Linked DNA regions of Homo sapiens: region 1 is linked to region 2. Evidence: chromatin loops called from intact Hi-C (ENCODE). Cell type or tissue: natural killer cell. All regions are shown on one strand. Each heading gives the region's core, and the rest is flanking DNA. Links, peaks and the distances in the headings are about the cores only.

Evidence for each region. A loop is a pair of places that touch in the nucleus more often than their neighbours do. Peaks named below come from ENCODE experiments on the same cell type or tissue, not always from the same donor. Only the 100,000 strongest peaks of a DNase experiment are listed, where the experiment ranks them.
Region 1: a loop joins it to region 2, with 5 times the contacts of the local background. A loop is called at or near these places in 8 of 110 quality-filtered maps.

What each region holds. Positions count from the first base shown.
Region 1 is chr4:147,790,624-147,800,455 of GRCh38, reverse strand. All of the region lies in intron 1 of ARHGAP10 (Rho GTPase activating protein 10), which reads right to left. Among named protein-coding and RNA genes, the nearest start is that of MIR4799, 13 kb to the right of the region's middle. RefSeq lists an enhancer at 1-287. In natural killer cell, for the core only: no CTCF peak of the experiment used is centred there; DNase peaks (open chromatin) are centred at 5,515 and 7,765; H3K4me3 peaks cover 590 bases; H3K27ac peaks cover 678 bases.
Region 2 is chr4:147,842,024-147,851,855 of GRCh38, reverse strand. It overlaps ARHGAP10 (Rho GTPase activating protein 10), which reads right to left. Exons shown (of 23, transcript NM_024605.4): 4 at 4,634-4,705. Among named protein-coding and RNA genes, the nearest start is that of MIR4799, 64 kb to the right of the region's middle. RefSeq lists an enhancer at 8,514-8,573. In natural killer cell, for the core only: no CTCF peak of the experiment used is centred there; DNase peaks (open chromatin) are centred at 5,285 and 8,475.

The DNA.
Region 1 (9,832 bases), core at 705-8,704, 51 kb after region 2:
CCAACAATAACTAGGGGAGCCTCGACATATGCAATAGGGCAGACACAAGACTCCCCAGCCACAAGTGACCTGGCCCAGGAAGCCTCTCTGGTCACATGGGCCTAAGACGCCCTTCCATTGCACACAGACATGAGGAAAACCGTGGGGCACAGGTAGAGAGATTCCATCTCAACAAGTGTCTGGCTCAAGAGCTCTCTGTCCCCCACAGGAAGGGGGACTATGCCACAGTCAGGAAAGTCCCTCAGTCTCCAGGGTCCTGAGACTACGTTTCCCCCACTGGGAGACACCTAGTAGCCCAGCCTAGGGAAATCCCTTCTGCCTCCACAGCCAGCAATAACAGCAGGGGGAAATGAGACGGCAGCCCTAGCGGCATCTAACCACCAAGCAGACAAACACCACAAAGGCTCTGAAAGTTAAACTGTCATTGGAACCACAGCCCACAAATGTAGGGCAGGACCTGTGTGCTAAGACTAACTGGGTGGCTGCCTGCTAAAACAAAAGATTTAAATGGGATTCAGAACATTCCCACTGCCCGCACCCCCCCAAAAAAAAGATAGGCAAAATGTCCAGAATACAGTCAAAAATCACCCACCATACCAAGAACCAGGAAAATCCCAAGTCAAATTCCCATTTTAGCCAAAAAACTGACCCTAACCCTGAGATAAATCAGATGTTGAAATTATCTGATGAGGATTTTAAAGCAACCCTCTTACAAGTGCTTCAATAATCAATTATAAATTCTGTTGAAACAAATGAGAAACTAGAAAATCTCAGAAGTGAAATTATTTTAAAAACCAAATATAAATTATACAACTGAAAAGTACAGTAACAAAAACTCACTTGATATGCTCAATAGTAGGATGAAAATGACAGGATAAAAAAAATCACTGAACTTGAGGAAAGACAACAGAATTCACTCTATCAGAACAATAGAAAACAGGCTGTGAAAATAAGCAGAGCCTCAGAGACCTGTGGAACAGCAAAACATCCAGCCTTGTATCATTGAGCCCCAAGAGGAAAAAGAGAATAGGGCTAAAAGAATATTCAAAGAAATAATGGCTGAAAACATTCCAAATTTGGTAAAAGACATAAACAGATTTAAGAAGCTGAGCAAATTTATGATCAGAATAAACAAAGAGAGGCCATCCCAGCATTAGGAAGGCCAAAGCAGGCAGATCACTTGAGGTCAGGAGTTTGTGACCAGCCTGGCAAACATGGCAAAACCCCATCCCGTCTCTACTAAAAATACAAAAATTAGCCAGGCATACTGATGCATGCCTGTAGTCCCAGCTACTCAGGAGACTGAGGCAGGAGAATCGCTTGAACCCGGGAGGCAGAGGTTGCAGTGAGCCGACATCACACCAATGCATTCCAGCCTGGGTGACAGAGTGAGACTCCATCTCGAAGAGAAAAAAAAAAGGACAAAAAGAAATTCAGGCCAAGGCTAGGATCAATGGTAAACATCAATAACTAGTCTTCTGAAAACTAAAGACAAAGAAAAAAATCTGCTTGAAAGCAGGCTGTGAGAAATGATACATGATCTGTAAGGAACACCAATTCGAACAATGGATTTCCCATCTGAAACCATGGAGACTAAAGGAAGTAGCACATTTTTCAAGCGTGGGGGGGTAAAAAGTCTATATATATATATATATATATATATATATATATATAGAGAGAGAGAGAGAGAGAGAGAGAGAGAGAGAGAGAGAGAGAGAGAGAGAGAGAGAGTGTCTCAAACTCCTGACCTCACGTAATGCACCACCTTGGCCTCCCAAAGTGCTGGGATTACAGGCGTGAGCCACTGCACCCAGCCAAGGCTAATCTTTTGTATTTTTAGTAGAGACGGGGTTTCATCATGTTGGCCAGGCTGGTCACAAACTCCTGGACTCAAGTGATCCACCCACCTAGGCTGCCCAAAGTCATCATGTTGGCCAGGCTGGTCACAAACTCCTGGACTCAAGTGATCCACCCACCTAGGCTGCCCAAAGTGCAGGGATTATAGGCATGAGCCACCACACCTGGCCAAAATTATATTTTTTAACACAGAAGATTCAAAATTGTCTATAAGATGACCTCTAACTTCAGAGTTTATAATCTAAGGAGGGATGAAACATATAAAACAAAAATACAAATAATAATAGCAGGTGTTGTATAAGTAACACAGCCAGAGACAACGAAGATGGTTCAGAGGCAGGTACCGATATTTTGGGCTGCCATGATCAGAGAAAATTTCAAAGAAGGTCACAACAAACGGTCCACACACTACATTTAAATAAAGCTACTGAAAGAATGTATCCCTTACGAAAAAAAAAAAAGTAAAAGCAAAACTGAAGAGATGTAAAAGCAAAAAGTATGTTTACAGGAGAGTACAGGGAGGAACTATTCATCTGCCACTTAAGAAACACCTGAACAGGGGACAAAGAAGCATCAGTCACAATTCTTGGTCCTCGATCTAATCAGAAATGCAGAGGAAAATGTAAGAGACAGATGAAATGGGGAAACAGGACAAAGAGGAGAGGGATGGGATGAGATGGCATGGGATGGGTTGGGGTGGGATGAGCTAGATGAGATGGGATGCCACTAAAAAAGATTGACTGTACAGACCCTCAGGGAACATAGCAGAGGGCACAATTAACTCTTTCTGGGAAAGGCAGAGAAGGTTTCGCAGGGTTAAGACTGGATCTCAAAACATCAGACCGAAGTGACAAATAAAAAATGGGGAGGGGGCCGGGCGTGTTGGCTGGCCAGGCGCAACGGCTCATGCTTGTAATCCCAGCACTCTGGGAGGCTGAGGCGGGCAGATCACGAGGTCAAGAGATCGAGATCATCCTGGCCAACATGGTGAAACCCCGTCTCTACTAAAAATACAAAATTTAGCTGGGTGTGGTGGTGCGCACCTGTAGTCCCAGCTACTCCAGAGGCTGAGGCAGGAGAATCACTTGAACCTGGGAGGCGGAGGCTGCAGTGAGCAGAAATAGTGCCACTGCACTCCAGCCTACTTCATCTCCAAAAAAACAAAAACAAAACAAAACAAAACAAAGTGGGGAGGGTACGTTGGACCATGAGAAAAACAAACAACTCCAGACATGCACACAGTAAAATGGTGGCAGTGGAAGGGTGAGGAACATAGAAGGCATGCTGGGGTCAGTGTAAAGACCTGGCTAAGAGGTTGGATCTTCATCTGGAGGGTAATAAGGAGTCATGGAAGAATTTTAAACACAGAAGTGATACCAAAAGAAAAAAAAAATTGAATAACTTTGAGGACATTGAATAGAATTAAATGAAAGGAAAAGGCCACTAGAGGAGAGAAAACCAGTTACAGGCTATTCAGTTCCTTTTGATTTAACAACTTTGAACCCCATGATATGCCATGCTCCAGGCCGGATGCTTCAAACACAAAGATTATTTCCATCACTGTCCTTCCAAACCAAGGAGACAGCAATGTAAGCAGAGAGAAGGGAAGAGAAAGAGGAAAACTACATCCTACAATCATTTCAGAGCTAAAATCAACAAGCCTCCGTGGAAGGGCTCTATGGCATGAGGGAAAAGACAAGAACGAGGTTTTTACATTAGAAATCATAGAATGTTATAACTATGGCCAGTACTAGCATTCCAGAAATAAGGAACAGGCCGGGCGCAGTGGCTCACGCCTGTAATCCCAGCACTTTAAGAGGCCAAGGCGGGTGGATCACAAGGTCAGGAGATTGAGACCATCCTGGTTAACACGGTGAAACCCCGTCTCTACTAAAAATACAAAAAATTAGCCGGGCATGGTGGCAGGCGCCTGTGATCCCAGCTACTCGGGAGGCTGAGGCAGGAGAATCGCTTGAACCTGGGAGGCGGAGCTTGCAGTTAAGCCGAGATGACACCACTGCATTCCAGCCATGGGCGACAGAGTGAGACTCCTTCTCAAGAAAAGAAAAATAAAAAAAAAGAAATAAGGAAAAAAAGAGATGAACCAGTATTTGGGTACCAGACTGAGGAGGAATTATGTACCTCCTCTAAGAGGAAGCTCCGTTGTTGTCTCTTCCAGGAGGGCCCTCCTCCCAACCTCCCAGGTGTCTCCTTCCACTACGCTTTTAAAAAAAATGCTCACAGATATATAAATATATTTTACCACAATGGGTAAGTACACGTGTGTTTGTCTCTCCCACTAGATTATATATTCCCCAAGGGCAAGGATTAATTATATTCATCTTTCTATCCCTATTGCATGGGACCCAGCAAGGTTTCAACAAATGTTCAATGAATGGAGAAAATAGAAGAAACTTAATATTTTTACAAAACTATTATAAACTTATTTTCTATCACATTACTAAATAATTCCTCCTCTACTACAAGAAGGGGGGGAAATTATAAACAAATAGCTCTAGGTCTTCTATTTCTGTTTGAGAAGTCTAAAAATTAATCATGTTCCCAAAAGCAAAAAAACATAATATTGTAAAGGTCAATCAAAAGGAAGCTGGGCATGATGGCTCATGTCTGTAATCCCAGCACTTTGAGAGGCCGAGGTGGGCGGATCACGAGGTCAGGAGTTTGAGACCAGCTTGTCCAATATGGTGAAACCCCATCTTTACTAAAAATACAAAAATTAGCTGGAGGTGGTGGTACACACTTATAATCCCAGCTATTCGGGAGGCTGAGGCAGGAGAATAGCTTGAATCTGGGAGGCAGAAGTTACAGTGAGCCAAGATCACGCCACAGCACTCCAGCCTGGGCAACAGAGTGAGACTGTCTCCAAAAAAAAAAAAATTAAATTAAATTAAAAAAATAAAAAATAAATAAAAATCTGAGGCTCCAGCAGCTCCTCATCCAGTCACCTCACATTTACTGAGCACCTACTACGTACCAAGCACCACGTGAATACTACACAGCTCCTACCTTCAAAGAGCTCACACTCCAGAAGTTGCGTTTGTAAACTGCTGCACCGGAGAATGTTTCGTAAAAATATATCTCCTCTGAAGGACCCACAGAGACCCTGTAAGACTCATTAGCAGGCCAAAGAGCAGAGCTAACCCTCAAGGAAAAAATATAATTTTTGACTGCAGCAGAACCAAGATCTCCTTACAGGAAGTTTTGTAGGAAAAAGGGAGAGGAGGTATAAAAAGACAAACGTAGGATAAAAGGTAAAAAAGTAAACACACTAGTAGTACTCTTACAAGGCACTTTCAAAAGGCAAGTAGATTACATATCAAAACTCAAATGGGCATAGCATGGTGGCTCACACCTGTAATCCCAGCGCTGCAGGAGGCCAAAGCAAGAGGATTACTTAAGGCCAGGAGTTCAAGGCTGCAGTGAGCTATGATGGTGTAACTACACTCCAGCGTAGGTGACACAGTGAGACCCTGTCTCTAAGGAAAAAAACTACAAAGGCCACCCTTGACCGGCAGCTGCTACCTTACAAAGAAAGCCACAAAGGAAATTAATATTTCACTAGCTGCCACACTATATGGAACTGACTATAGTCAACTGCAAAAGCAGCTGGAAACCTCAAAACGTACTTTAAATATTGAATTTTTATGGTAAAGTATGAGTGATAACATGTTGGAAACCACCTAGATGTCTATCAGAAGGGGAACTGGTTACACTGTCCTATACTTACATGATAGAACACCACAAGAACATTAAAATCATGTTTCAAAAAACACTAAATGGTACTGTAACATGTTTGTTACTGCATGATCCTGGGCTACTTTAACATCTCAGTCTCAACATTCCTCATCTGTAAAATGGAGATAATGGAATACTCAATGGCAATGGGAATGAACAATCCCAAACTACATGCAATAGCATGAAACATAACAAAATATGTACCATATAACTCAATTTCCAGAAAACACAAAAACCAATCCCAAAAAATCTGCTACTAGAAGTCAAGATTATGGTTCTTGGGGGCTTTGAAGCCCTGACACTTGTCGAGTGTGTATATGTTCTGTTTTGCTCTGGATGCTACTTACACTGGTGAATGTGACTCATGAAAACCTAACCAGTTGTATACTCATAAAAGTGCACATATATATGTGGTACATTTCAATAAAAAAAATTTCATGGAGATAATTATAGGATCCTCTTCATAGGAATGTTGTGAGAATTAACATTATGTTGCAAAGATTGACATAAAATGTTGCCTGCCTAATCATGAGTGAGTGCACAATAAATATTAGGTATTCTTATAATCCTCCTAATGCTGACAACACAAGAAGCTCTACTAAGTGTTCTCTCAATGAACAAATTTCTGAAGTGAAATGAATCACTCACAACCTCTGCAAAACCATAACCGCTCTGTAAATTTCCTGTGGCACTTACTTTGCACTTTCCACCATAATTATTTGTGTTCGAGCCTGTCCCTCCCCTACACTTACAGCTCCCGAAGGGTAAAACACTTGGCAGTCTTTGTATCCTTCACAACACACACAACAGCAGGCTACTCAATCACTGCAGTCTGTGATCTGCAGAACATTTTAAGAATAGTAGAACTGTTTGAAAATTAAACATTTTACTGGGCAAAATAATGTCCCTTCTACACTTTATTTTTTAAGGTGCTGAACCTACTTTGCAGGTGGAACTTTAGATTCTGTTAAGAATGCCTATGTGTTTCTACTTGTTCACTTCTTCATTCCACAAATACGTATCAATGTACAAAGGTCAAGAAGCTTACTGTTAAGGGGGAAGGCACGTACACAGGCACGGATGATTTGTTTCTGCAAGGCGCCTCAGCAGAGGAGGATCCATGGCTCCGCATTATGTTAACTCCCTGACTTGGTGATTCCTGGACAGTTGAGCAGTATACACATGAAGCCTCAGAAGTGAGGGCAGGCTGATACTTTCTCATTTTAGGAGGGGATCTGAGTACTTTTATTCCCTACTCTGAGTCCAGGCTGAGATGGACAAACTTCTTTGTATTTTTGGCTAAATAGCTATGCGGGGAGATCCCAGGTCCAACTCCTCCTTTCAAGGCCCCATTCTTTTTCTAGATATAACTGTTAAGGCTCCAGGCATTTTGTTTCTCACTCTGATGCAAGTTCAACTCCTAAGATATTGCTCTGAAATTCTGTTCTTTCTTCACTGGCACATCCTGGGTATTCTTTCCAGAATTTATAATCACAACTGTACATTTGTAAAAAAAAAAAAATATATATATATATATGTGTGTGTTATATTTTACCCCAATATTGCTAAGTATTTTGTGAACTGAAACACCTACCATACATATATATACACACACACATATATACATATATACACACATATACACACACACACACATATATGCACACACACACACACATACATACACACACATTTTCTTTTTTTCCAGAGAGTCTCACTCTGTCGCCCAGGCTGGAGTGCAGTGGTGCAATCTCTTGGCTCACTGCAACCTCCACCTCCCAGGTTCAAGTGATTCTCCTGCCTCAGCCTCCAGAGTAGCTGGGACTACAGGCATGCATCACCACACCCAGCTAATTTTTGTATTTTTAGTGGAGACGGGTTTCACCATGTTAGCCAGGCTGGTGACATCAAGTGATCCGCCTGCCTCGGCCTCCCAAAGTGCTGGGATTACAGGAGTGAGCCACCTCGCCTGGCCAACTACCTTGTATTTTTAATACACCTTCAACCCACATTCCCCAGGACTCCTACAGAGAAAGCTCAGCTGAAAAGGAGTTCACAGAGTGAAACTAAAAACACAAAAGAAAAAAATCCCCCATAAGCAAAACAGAGCAGACACTACAAAAGAACAGGAATGAGACCAAAGCCAACACAACAACTTGGATAAATCATAATAATGGAGAATAAGAAAAGCAAGGCCCCAGAGGACCACAAAGAGAACTAGATAAGGAATAATAAAGCTCAGGTAGCATATATAAAGAGGGAAGAGGCCGAGAGACGGAGTGAGGAGAAGCACAGGAAGTTGTTGGTAATGTCTCAGAACCTGATGAGCTCGTAGGTGTTCATTATATTATAAATAAAGCAAATAAAAGGGCCATGCAAACACAAATGATAATAATGGGTTGTGAATCAAGGATTATGATTAATCTACTTCTCTGAACCTGAGTCCCTGTCACCAATAAAGAAGGAGGGAAGGAAGAGGACATGTTATAAATAGGCAGCTCAAAAAGAAAAAGCCTGAAAGGCCAATAAATACGTGAAAAGATATTCAACCTCACTCCAATCAGGAAAATGCAGCATTCAAGTTAGAAACAATAAGGTATCACTTTTACATCAACAGATGAGCAAAAACTCAAAAGTTTCACAATACAAAATACTGGAAAAGATGCAGCTCAACAAAATCACCAGTACAATGCAGAGGGAATGTAATCTGACTACTGTGTAAAGCAATGTGTACTATCGAGTAAAGGTGAAGACAACCCTGGAGTGAAAGACGCTCACGTGCTACCACACAGCAATTCTACTCTCACGTGATGTCCCCAGAGAAACGCACATACACATCATACACGCGTCAGGAGACATGTATAAGAATGTTCACCAGCAGTGCTATTTACATTAATGAAAATTTGGAAACACTCCAAAAATATCTGACAACAGAACAGACTAAGACACTGTAGGACAGGCTGGGCACGATGGCTCATGCCTGTAATCCCAGCACTTTGAGAGGCCAAGGCAGGTGGATCACCTGAGGTCAGGAGTTCGAGACGAGCCTGGCCAACACAGTGAAACCCCATCTCTACTAAAAATACAAAAACTAGCTGGACATGGTGGCGGGTGCCTATAATCTCAGCTACTCGGGAGGCTGAGGCTGGAGAATCGCTGGAACCCAGGAGGCGGAAGTTACAGGGAGCTGAGATTGCACCACTGTACTCCAGCCTGGGCAACTCCATGCCCCGCAGGGAGGAAAAACAAAAAACAAACAAACAAACAAACAAAATATATATATATACACGCGCGCACGCACGCGCGCGCACACACACACACGGAATAACCATTCAATGGAATGCTATATGTTAGGTTTTTAAAAAAGAACTACAGAATGTAGCAAAAAGGAAAAAATAATGTGGCTTTTTTTCCTCCTAAAGTACAGAAGAGGCCGGGCGCAGTGGCTCATGCCTGTAATCTCAGCACTTCGGGAGGCTGAGGCAGGCAGATCACCTGAGGCTAGGAGTTTGAGACCAGCCTGGCCAACATAGCAAAACCCTGTCTCTGCTAAAAATACAAAAATTAGCCAGACATGGTGGCAGGCGCTTGTAATCCCAGCTACTCAGGAGGCCGAGGCAGGAGAATCACTTGAACCTGGGACACAGAGGCTGCAGTGAGCTGAGATCGCACCACTGCACTCCAGCCTTGGTGACAAAGAGAGACTCTGTCTCAAAAAAAAAAAAAAAAAGTAAAGAATATGTACAGTTTGCTGTTATTTTCATAAAGTTTCAAAACAATATACCTTACATTACTCATAAACTCATACATATATAATATGTATAATATGTACACATATAAAAACATATGTGGCAATGAAACATCCCAAATCCACAATAGTGGTTACTTATAGAATGGTAAGGACACAGGATGAGGAGGGGTCACAGGAGCCTTCAACTCTCACAGAGATTTACTTATATTAAAAAATATTTTGACTTGTTTCCTTCAAATATTAAAATCTGATAAGGCCAAATGCAAGTACTGAAGTATTCAGTATAGTATTCTCTATGTACTATGTTTACAATATTTCATCCAAAAGGAAAGACACGACCAGAAGGAAACTTGATAAAACTTATTTGAATATGATAGTTAGAAAATAACAGCATATAACTTTAACATTGGCCACCAAATGTGGGCTACTCTAGCTCAGGTTTTTATTATCCCTTTGGCACAGAATCTA
Region 2 (9,832 bases), core at 1,308-9,307:
GAGTACATCCCAGGACACCTATGCTTACCGCTATTACAGCACTTTCCACAATATATTTTTATTGCTTTTTTGACAGTCTCACAAAAAGTTGCTAACTTCCTGAAGGCTGGCCAGTGTTGTAATTCCTAGTTGTATCTCAGGGCCTCTAATACTATGCTGTATGATAGGCACTAGTGTGTTTTATTACTGAATGAAAGAAATGTAATTAAACTAAATCAATATTGTTTCTGCTCTATTAAATACAATGTAATATGAGAAATTATCCAGACAGGTTTAAGTTTTACTCATGTTTTGTAGTAATTTATAGAATCTTTGGAAGTCTGTATTTAAAATGTATTCATTAGGCTGGGCACAGTGGCTCAAGCCTGTAATCCCAGAACTTTGGAAGGCCGAGGCAGGAGGATCAATTGAGCCCAGGAGTTCAAGACCAGCCTGGGCAACACAGAGAGACCGTCTCTACAAAAATAATTTTAAAATTAGCCATGCATGGTGGCAGGCATCTGTAGTCCTGGCTGCTCAGATCATCTGACCCAGGAGTTCAAGGCTGCTGCCCAGCCTGGACAACAGAATGAAATCCTGTATTTTAAAAAAAAAAAAAAATTATTAGTCATAGTCTTGGAAAGAAATTTGGAGTAGAGGTCTGGTAATGAGCTTAGGTGATAAGTCATAATTTGTGAAATGAACATCTATTAAGTTTTCTGCCTAAAATTCTTCTTCTATTTGGATAAAATTATAATTGGCTCTTTCCAAGATAGCATCTGAATAGATTCCATTCTCAATCCAGTTAGTTGCATCCACCTGTCATCTGTGTGCTGCTGCTTGCCCAAACCCATATTTTCATTACTTGGTCAAATGTCCAAAAAAGCAATTTATCCCATGTTAACTCTTATCACGTTCTGGTATTTCTCAGAGTTTTTGTTCAACATACTTGGCCCCTAAGTTGTTCAGGATCTGTACTGGTTCCTGTAGCTACCCACAAAGTCCTGTGGGACATTTGGCAATAAGTGCCAAGCTCAAAAAGGGTGAAGGAGCTTCAAAAGAAAATAAGAACTCAGCTAGGCCTTAGAGAAACTCTTGACGTGATGCATCAGGCAACAACCTGTGTCCTGTTGTGTCCAGAATTGGTTCCTTCTGGTGGGTTCTTGGTCTCACTGAATTCAAGAACGAAGCCGCGGACCCTCGCAGTGAGTGTTACAGTTCTTAAAGATGGTGTGTCCGGAGTTTGTCCCTTCAGATGTTCAGATGTGTCCGGAGTTTCTTCCTTCTGGTGGGTTCGTGGTCTTGCTGACTTAGGAGTGAAGCCGCAGACCTTTGCAGTGACTGTTACAGCTCTTAAAGGTGGCGCATAGAGAGTTGTCTGTTCCTCCCGCTGGGTTCATGGTCTCCTGGCTTCAGGAGTGAAGCTGCAGACCTTCGTGGTGAGTGTTACAGCTCATAAAGGTAGTGTGGACCCAAAGAGTGAGCAGCAGCCAGATTTATTGCAAACAGTGAAAGAACAAAGCTTCCACAGCATGGGAAGGGACCCAAGCATTGCCCCTGCTGGCTTGGATGGCCAGCTTTTATTCCCTTACTTGGCCCCGTCCACGGCCTGCTGATTGGTTCATTTTACAGAGCGCTGATTAATCCATTTTACAGAGTGCTGATTGGTCCATTTTTACAGAGTGCTGATTGGTGCATTTACAAACCATTAGCTAGACAAAGAGCACTGATTGGTGCATTTTTACAGAGTGCTGATTGGTGCATTTACAAACCTTTGGCTAGACACAGAGTGCTGGTTGGTGTGTTTTTACAGAGTGCTGATTGGTGCATTTACAAACCTTTGGCTAGATACAGAGCGCTGATTGGTGCGTTTACAATCCTTTAGCTAGACAGAAAAGTTCTCCAAGTCCCCACCCGACCCAGAAGCCCAGCTGGCTTCACCTCTCACTGTGATAGCAAAAGGGCTTTTTGAACAAAAGCTAGAACCTAGCAAGCACATAAGAAAATGCAGCAGAACCCATAAAATGGAGGGATACGTCCAAACCAAACAGATAGGGCTCAAGGAGAGCATATCCAAATATAAGCAAAACAGTAGACAATACCTGGGGGCTTTTCAAAATCCAATTTACAAAAACCACCTAGCCACTTAGAATAGATTTAAACCACAGTTAAACATGGAACTGGGCTTCTGGAAACCGGAGAAGGTAAAAGCACAGGGAACTGAAAGAGCTTCAGGCAAGGGCTACAACATTATCAGATGGGAAACAGGAGACGGGGAAAGATCAAAATGTTGACCCCCATATCTAAAAATTCTGATGTGGTCAACTTTTAGAGACCTTTTTCTTAAATCCCCACGTGAAAACTGTTTTATGCTGTTTACAAAAAGCTCTTTAACCTAAGAGAGTAAAGTCTTTTTGAAGTATCCCATGTAAGCAGATTTAATCAGAGGAACAAGACTGTGTGCTTGACAAAATATGACTGAATGTTTAGGCAGCACAGATGTGGAAAGTAATTCAAATACCCAAACTTAAGCCCTTTCCTGTTTCTTCTAGAATTATCAGTTGGATAGGCTATTTATTAGATACTTTATGTATTAAGGCAGGGTAGGGGCTGGTAGAGAATTTAAAAAAAAAAAAAAAAGCAGAGTCTTTTAAAGATTTAACAACCTAATGAAAAGGACAGATGTTTACATAGTTTACATATCATTACAGAACACAGACAACCACCTTTCTCTACTGTTTATTATGGTACACAAAACTACCAGGAAAAAGGGCTTCTCCCTATGACCTACAATGACGGGCTCTTCACAGGTGACATCCATAGGTACAACAGTCAACACACATACTGTACTGAGCAAGACTGCACATAACATAAACTCTTTATAAACTTGAAGCCAGAAGAACAGGGAGGGATACAGAAATAGGACTTCAGGAAAGAATTTGGTCATTAAACAGCTCAAAGCACAGAATAAACTATTGTAACCATTTCTCCTTTTAAAAGGATTACTTATTGTGCAAGTTGCTTTGCAGGATATACTCTGAACAAATGTTAACATCAGAAGCTGGAAAGTTTAGGGGGGAAAATGAGTCAATAGAAGATTCAAGGTCAGACATTTCTAAATTCCAGTAGAATAGATGGCAAGTAAAAGTAAATATATTCACTCGCACTCAATTTTCATTTCCATAATATAACCGTCACACATATAGCACCATCCAATTCAAATGAGAAAAATAAGAAATGGATGTTGTTTACACGGAATACCTGCCAATGAAATGTTAAAAGAGAATGAACCAAAATGCAACAAGCTTTAAAGAGCTTAAAGAGACACAATCAAAACAAAATCATAAAACTATAAAACAGTAGTCAGATCCCCCAAGTCCTTCATTTTACATATAAGAAACTAAAGCCAATTACTTAGTCAAGGTCGCAGAAGTGAAAGCTGACCTCCGATCTCCTGCTGCAAAGCCAGAGGGGACAACCCAGCTGCCTGCAGCACGGCAAACTATCCAAGGAAGGAGCCTGGGGTGGTGCCCCCAATGATCTCCCACTGTTCACAGGGTCTGAGCCTCAATTCGTAGCCCTTCATTAAAAACTGTAATACGGTATGCCAAAAAGAAATGTCTAATATTTTCACAAGTCACTTAAATGAGAATTCATTCCATAAACAGCAATTACAGAGCTGGAACTCCTTGGGTTCATCTGTGTGGTTAAGCTACTGAGGCCACAGTGTTTATTTCCACCAAGGGATTTTAGTCATTTCTTTTAGGAAGAGAAAAAAAAAAAAACTCACATCCCCAGCCACGTGGGGGGAAAAAAATACAAATATAAAAACTCCCTTCCCTACCTAAAATTGATGTTAATTCCCCTCTCCTTGGGCCAAGCCAAAAATGGTCAACAGCATGCAAATGTTACTTTTTCTTTCTCAAGTACATACACAAAATTCAGGAAAGACCGGTGGAAATTATTTCTCTGGGGTAATTTCAAAGCTCAGATTGCACATTTTAAATAAGTTGCTAAATATATCTCAGGCTCCTTGTGGCAAAACCACTGCATTATTCCTGGAAATCACGGTTAAATCCCAGATACTTAAGTACAAAGTCTGTGGTTCACTCACCTTTGAATCCCCAGCACAGTACTATACAACACACAATATAATGCACAATACCATAACAATACTTGCACATAATAGAGGCTCAATAAATTTTTGTTAAATTGAAGGAAATTACATCCCAGTAACTTAATAGTCTCTTCCTAGTTTCAACGGCATCACAGTGTGGCAGCGTCTATAATCTTAAACCCTACTGTAATGCTACACTCCTCCATAAAACTGAGGTGCGCACAGAAATAACTACACTCCCCCCAGTAATAAGCTCCTTCTATTCAGAGCAAATGTGTTGTTTGGTTACAGGTATTTTTAAAACTCTATATGGAAAGGTGTAGCCCAAGAAGATTACTAGAGGTTTTACCATCTTGTCCAGGTGTTTTTGTTTTGTTTCCAATTCCATATCCCCCAAAGGGGGAAAAGCACATTTCAAACAAAACAACAGATGGTTTGCTCCGGCATCTCCTTCAAAGCTGCCAAATGTGAATAAAGTGTACCATGAAGCAGCAGAGGCATCTATGTTTTCTGAGTGTATTCAAATTAGACACAAACCTTTACAGCTCCAAGTTGCTCTTTTCTGAATTTTTCCAAGGGTTTAATCAGGGTTTCAGTTACACTTAATGCCTAGAGAACAAGAGTGATAACAAAAGAGCACAGCATTAGGTTTCCAAAAAGGAAAAAATTAGTATTTCATTTCCCTCTTCCATCCCACCCAGAAAGAAAATGAACGTATTTAACGGCTTTATCTCACTCTGCCAATGCAACAATTAAATCACTTCTCAACTTATTAAAGCACTAGAACTCCATAAATATTTTCAGGGAAGAGGAGGTGGGCAGATTGCCAGTGAAATGTACAACACAGCCCCAACTCTCTTCCACAAAACAGCAAGACGGCTGTCTGTAAACAACAAAGGGGTCTATCACATTCATTAACAGAACACTTCTGTTTGAGATTGTTTTTTTCCTTCCCCCTCCTTAGAAATTTAAAATTCAATTACATTCCTTTATTGATAATCAGACTACATTATGTAAAGAACTAGGACTGTAGCTACTTGTTCAAATACAACCAGTCTGCCCTTCATTACAGAAACCTCCTAAGGATTTAAGGTATATTAGCAAAGTAGAGTCACTGGAGGCTCACGAAAAAGTCAAATGCTTGGGCGTGCTAGCAAACATGACATCAGGGAAGCTCACATGAGAGAAGCCACACACACAAACTCCAGCCACAACCACATTTTCTTTTTATGTTGGCTGGTTTGGGGATTTTCATGTTAAGCCACAAAATGCTGAAAATGCAAATAAAAGAAAATATTCATCAAAAGAAAACATACTTAGTAACAATATAGTGGTGAGAGTAGTGGCTTCTCACCCTCTGCTTCCAGGAGACCAGAAATATCCAAAATAGAAAAGAAAATCTCGAAACACTATTTAAGAATGTGCCATCCCTCTTTTTAGAAAGGTGATCAAAAATCCAAGCTTAACATTACAGAAAAAATAAGTGATTTGGAATAGGAAAAGATTCTTAATGTAACCAAAGGCTCCTCAGCAGTGTTTCATTATGTGAGGGTTTCTCCCAAAGAGACCTTCATACTCTAACGTAGGGAACACTCAAAATAAGCGACTATGCCCACATTCAGGATGCTCAGTTTCAACTTTCTACCCCAGGCTGACCCCTGGATTCCCCTCACTCCCACCTGGATAATTTGCTGCTTGGGTGTAAAATAGCTGGGGCAACAAAGCTCTAAAAGAAAGAATTAAGAGCAACAACTAGTCAGGGAAAAGGGATCATCTTTCAAAATATCATTTTATCCTCTCTACATTTTAGACCATGTGACCTACAGCAATGGCAAACCAAAGAGTCCTACAAAGCACCACCAGCCAGGAATCCTGACTCCCCAAATAATATGGAATGTCCCACATTCCATTTGAGAGTACAGATACAAGAAGTGCTAGCATACGTTTTCACAGTGCATGAATTTACACACAGTGTCTCATAGATAACTTAAGGCACACTTACATGAGCACCTGTGTCATTTTTTAAGCTCCCACATCTGGATCTACCCAACTAGTGATCCCAAATAAACCTCCATATAATATGTCTTCTGTGAAACTGGTACACTCAAGAAAGAAGTCGGCCCAGAATGAACTGCAGGGATCACAGAAGCTAACAACTGCTCAAGTTCACAGAAGATAGGAATAGGGATTCCAAGTCATGTAGGTCTGGGCCCACCAAGCATAACCACCATGCAACATGGCAATAAAAGTACCAAAGAGGTGCTTCTCCAAAGTTGCCATCTTAATAAACTTTAAATATTTATCTATTTTACGAGATAAACAGCTGTTAAGCATGCAATGCCAGGTGATGGGGATACAGCTATGAACAAAACAAGCACAGCCCCCTGCCTTCGTGGAAATTACTGTTCAGTAGAGAAGATGTAAGCCAGATACATGAACACCTAAGGAGATATATAAGCGCACATTCTAGTAATTCCTTCCAATGAAGAAAAGTAGGAGTACAGTGAGGAATGCATTAGAGGAGGTCTAAGGAGAAATGTGTGCAAAGAGAGCTTCTTCAAAGTAGTGACATTTAAGCTAAAACCTAAAAGGTGAGAAGGAATCCGTGGTGCAAAGGGCAAGGGAAATTGTTTCCTGCTGAGATCAGCAGAGGCAAAGGATGAAGGTGAGGAGTTTGAGCATTACAGGGAATGTCAAAAGGCCAGAATGGCTGAAGCGTAAGGAGCAATGAAGTGAGCCTGTAATGCTGAGTGATGGCAGGGGATCAGAGCGTGCCGGGCCTTGTGGGCTCTGGGAAAGGTTAGCATTTTATTGGGGGTACAGTGGAAAGCCACAGGAGGGTTTTCAAGCAGTGAATTGACAGAATGATAATTAGAGCTTTTCAAGATTACTCTGGCTGCTGAGGGAGAGATGAAAGGTACAGAAAACCGGAAGACAGACTCGTTAGGAGGCTTCTAGAGTGGTACACGAAGAGATGGCGGTGGTTCAAATGAAGGCAACCAACAACAGAAGTAAAGACAAGTAGACAGATTTGAGAGATATTTGCAGGTGGTGTCAAAGTAATGAGAGATTGACCGAATGGAAAAGGTGAAGATTTCCAGGATCCCTCCCAGATTTCTGGCATGAACAAATGAAGAGATAACAATTCTACTTATTGCCAGGCACAGACAGACAAGCATCACATGTTCTCACTTATTTGTGGGATGCAAAAATCAAAACAATTGAACTCATGGAGATAGAGAGTAGAAGGGTTGTTACCAGAAGCTGGGAAGTATAGTAGGGGGGAGGTAGGGATGGTTAATGGGTACAAAAAAATAGTTTGAAAGAATGAATGATACCTAGTATTTGATAACACAACAGAGTGACCATACTCAAAATAATTTAATTGTACATCTTAAAATAACTAAAAGAGTATAGTTAGATTGTAACACAAAGGATAAATGCTTGAACGGATGGATACCCTATTTTCCATGATGTGACTATTATACATTGCACGCCTCTATCAAAATATCTAATATAACCCCATAAATATATATACCTATTATGTACTCACAAATCCTAAAAATAAAAATAAATTTAAAAATAAAAAATAAAGGACACTATTTACTGCAACAGGGAAAATCTTGAGGGAAAGCAGCTGGGAGCACACACTAAGGGCTCATGTTAAATCCCAGATGCTGAGAAACGCCCAAGATCTTAGTAAAACCAGCTGTCAGAGACACAGGTCCACAGCCTAGAAGAGACACCTAGGTCAGAGATACCAATTTTGTCCTCATCAGCAAGTAGATGGCATTTGAAGTCATGCAAGTAGAGAGGTAGGACGGTAGAAAAATGGAAATGTCTCAGACCAAGTACTCAGATCAGGAAATGAAAGAACAGAGGTAAACGATGGCAATGAAACTGGAGAAAGCTACCAAGGTGTTGGATAAAAGAAGAAAGGGGTTCAGGCCGGGTGCAGTGGCTCACGCCTGTAATCCCACTTTGGGAGGCCGAGGCAGGTGGATCACCTGAGGTCAGGAGTTTGAGACCAGCCTGACCAACATGGAGAAACCTTGTCTCTACTAAAAGTACAAAATTAGCCGGGCAGTGCCTGTAATCCCAGCTACTCGGGAGGCTGAGGTAGGAGAATCGCTTGAACCCAGGAGGCAGAGGTTGCGGTGAGCTGAGATCGTGCCACTGCACTCCAGCCTGGGCAACACAGCGAAACTCCGTCTCAAAGAAAAAGAAAAAGAAAAAGAAAAAAAAGGAGTTCAGCTGTGTGGGCTGCAGAGACGTTTTAAAGAAAGAATGAGAGCTCAGCAATATCCATGGCAAGGTGGCAGAAAGGGCTGGGCTGGAGTTGATTTATGACTGACAGGTGAGACCACGTGGGGAACAACCCTTCCTCAAAGAATGACCAGGTGGGGCAGTAGAGAGAGAGGATGACTGCTGAAAGAGAACATGCCATAAAGTAAAGGCATGTATTCTTTTAAGACAGCTGGTATTTAAGAGATGAGAGCATGTCTAAATGCCCATGTGAAGAATCCAGAAAGAATGGTTCAAAATCTCTGACACGGGAGGAGATGGGATGCTGAGCATGCATGGAGGGTTGGCCTGTCATACGAGTCAAAATCCTTCCTTCCCTGTGATAGAAGGAGAAAAGGGGTGCCCAGTACAAACGGGTTTGTGGGCTTCATGACAAAAAGCTGAGAGTTGCTACCAAATGGCTATTTTTTCCATAAAGTACAAAACAAGGTCACTTGCAGAGAGTTTGGACATGAGAAGTTTCACGCCCAACTAACTGAAGAATGAATGAAAGAATCATTACAAATGAGACAACACTTCTTAGAGAAACAAGAAGTCCTTTTGAGATAGGTGAGGAGGAGTTTATGAAGTTATCATCTGCCTTATTGTGGGATTTTCTCCAGCAAGGAAGGGAAAAGGTGGGTGGCTGAGTTCATCCCAGGCGAGTGTTTCTAAGAGATGTGAACACGTCAGCACAGTATGACGTGGCAGACAAAGTGCTGGCAAGCTGCGCAGAGCTTCTGGGGAGCAGAGGAGGAAGGCCCCCTGGGTAAGAGAAGACTTCCTGAAGGAGATTATGCACAGCTCAGCCTGAAACAGAGGGACGGTGTTCTCCAGGCAAAGGCCTTCCATGTGGAGAGGGGAAAACAGCAATTTCAGGGCATGGAACCTAAGCAGCTCGGTGTCACTAAAGCAGATGAGGAAATCAGAGAGGATCACGAGACAAGGCTAGAGATATCGGATGGTCTCCATTAGCCATCAGAATGGGACCCAGGAAATGCTCAGAAAGTAGAGGTAGGTTATAAATAATATAGACACATGAAGGCATTTTAAAATAAGAACCCCAAAACTCCATACTCTGGAGTAAACACTGTCTTCCACCAAAAGAACCAGGCTACAAAGATTACACAAGAGCAATCTTAGGTCATTATATTTTTCCTTCATTTGGAGAATTCAATGCAATATCCGTCTGAGCCCCAAAGGCTAACACTAGAGTAGAAAAAGAATATAAGGGTTTCACGGCCAGGCATGGTGGCTCACACCCCATAACCCTAGCGCTTTTGGAGGCCGAGGCGGGTGGATCACTTGAGGTCAGGAGTTTGAGACCAGCTGGTCAATATGGTGAAATTCCATCTCTACTAAAAATACAACAAAATTAGCCGGGCATGGTGGCAGGCACCTGTAATCCCAGCTACTCATAAGGCTGAGGCAGGAAGAATCGCTCAAACCCAG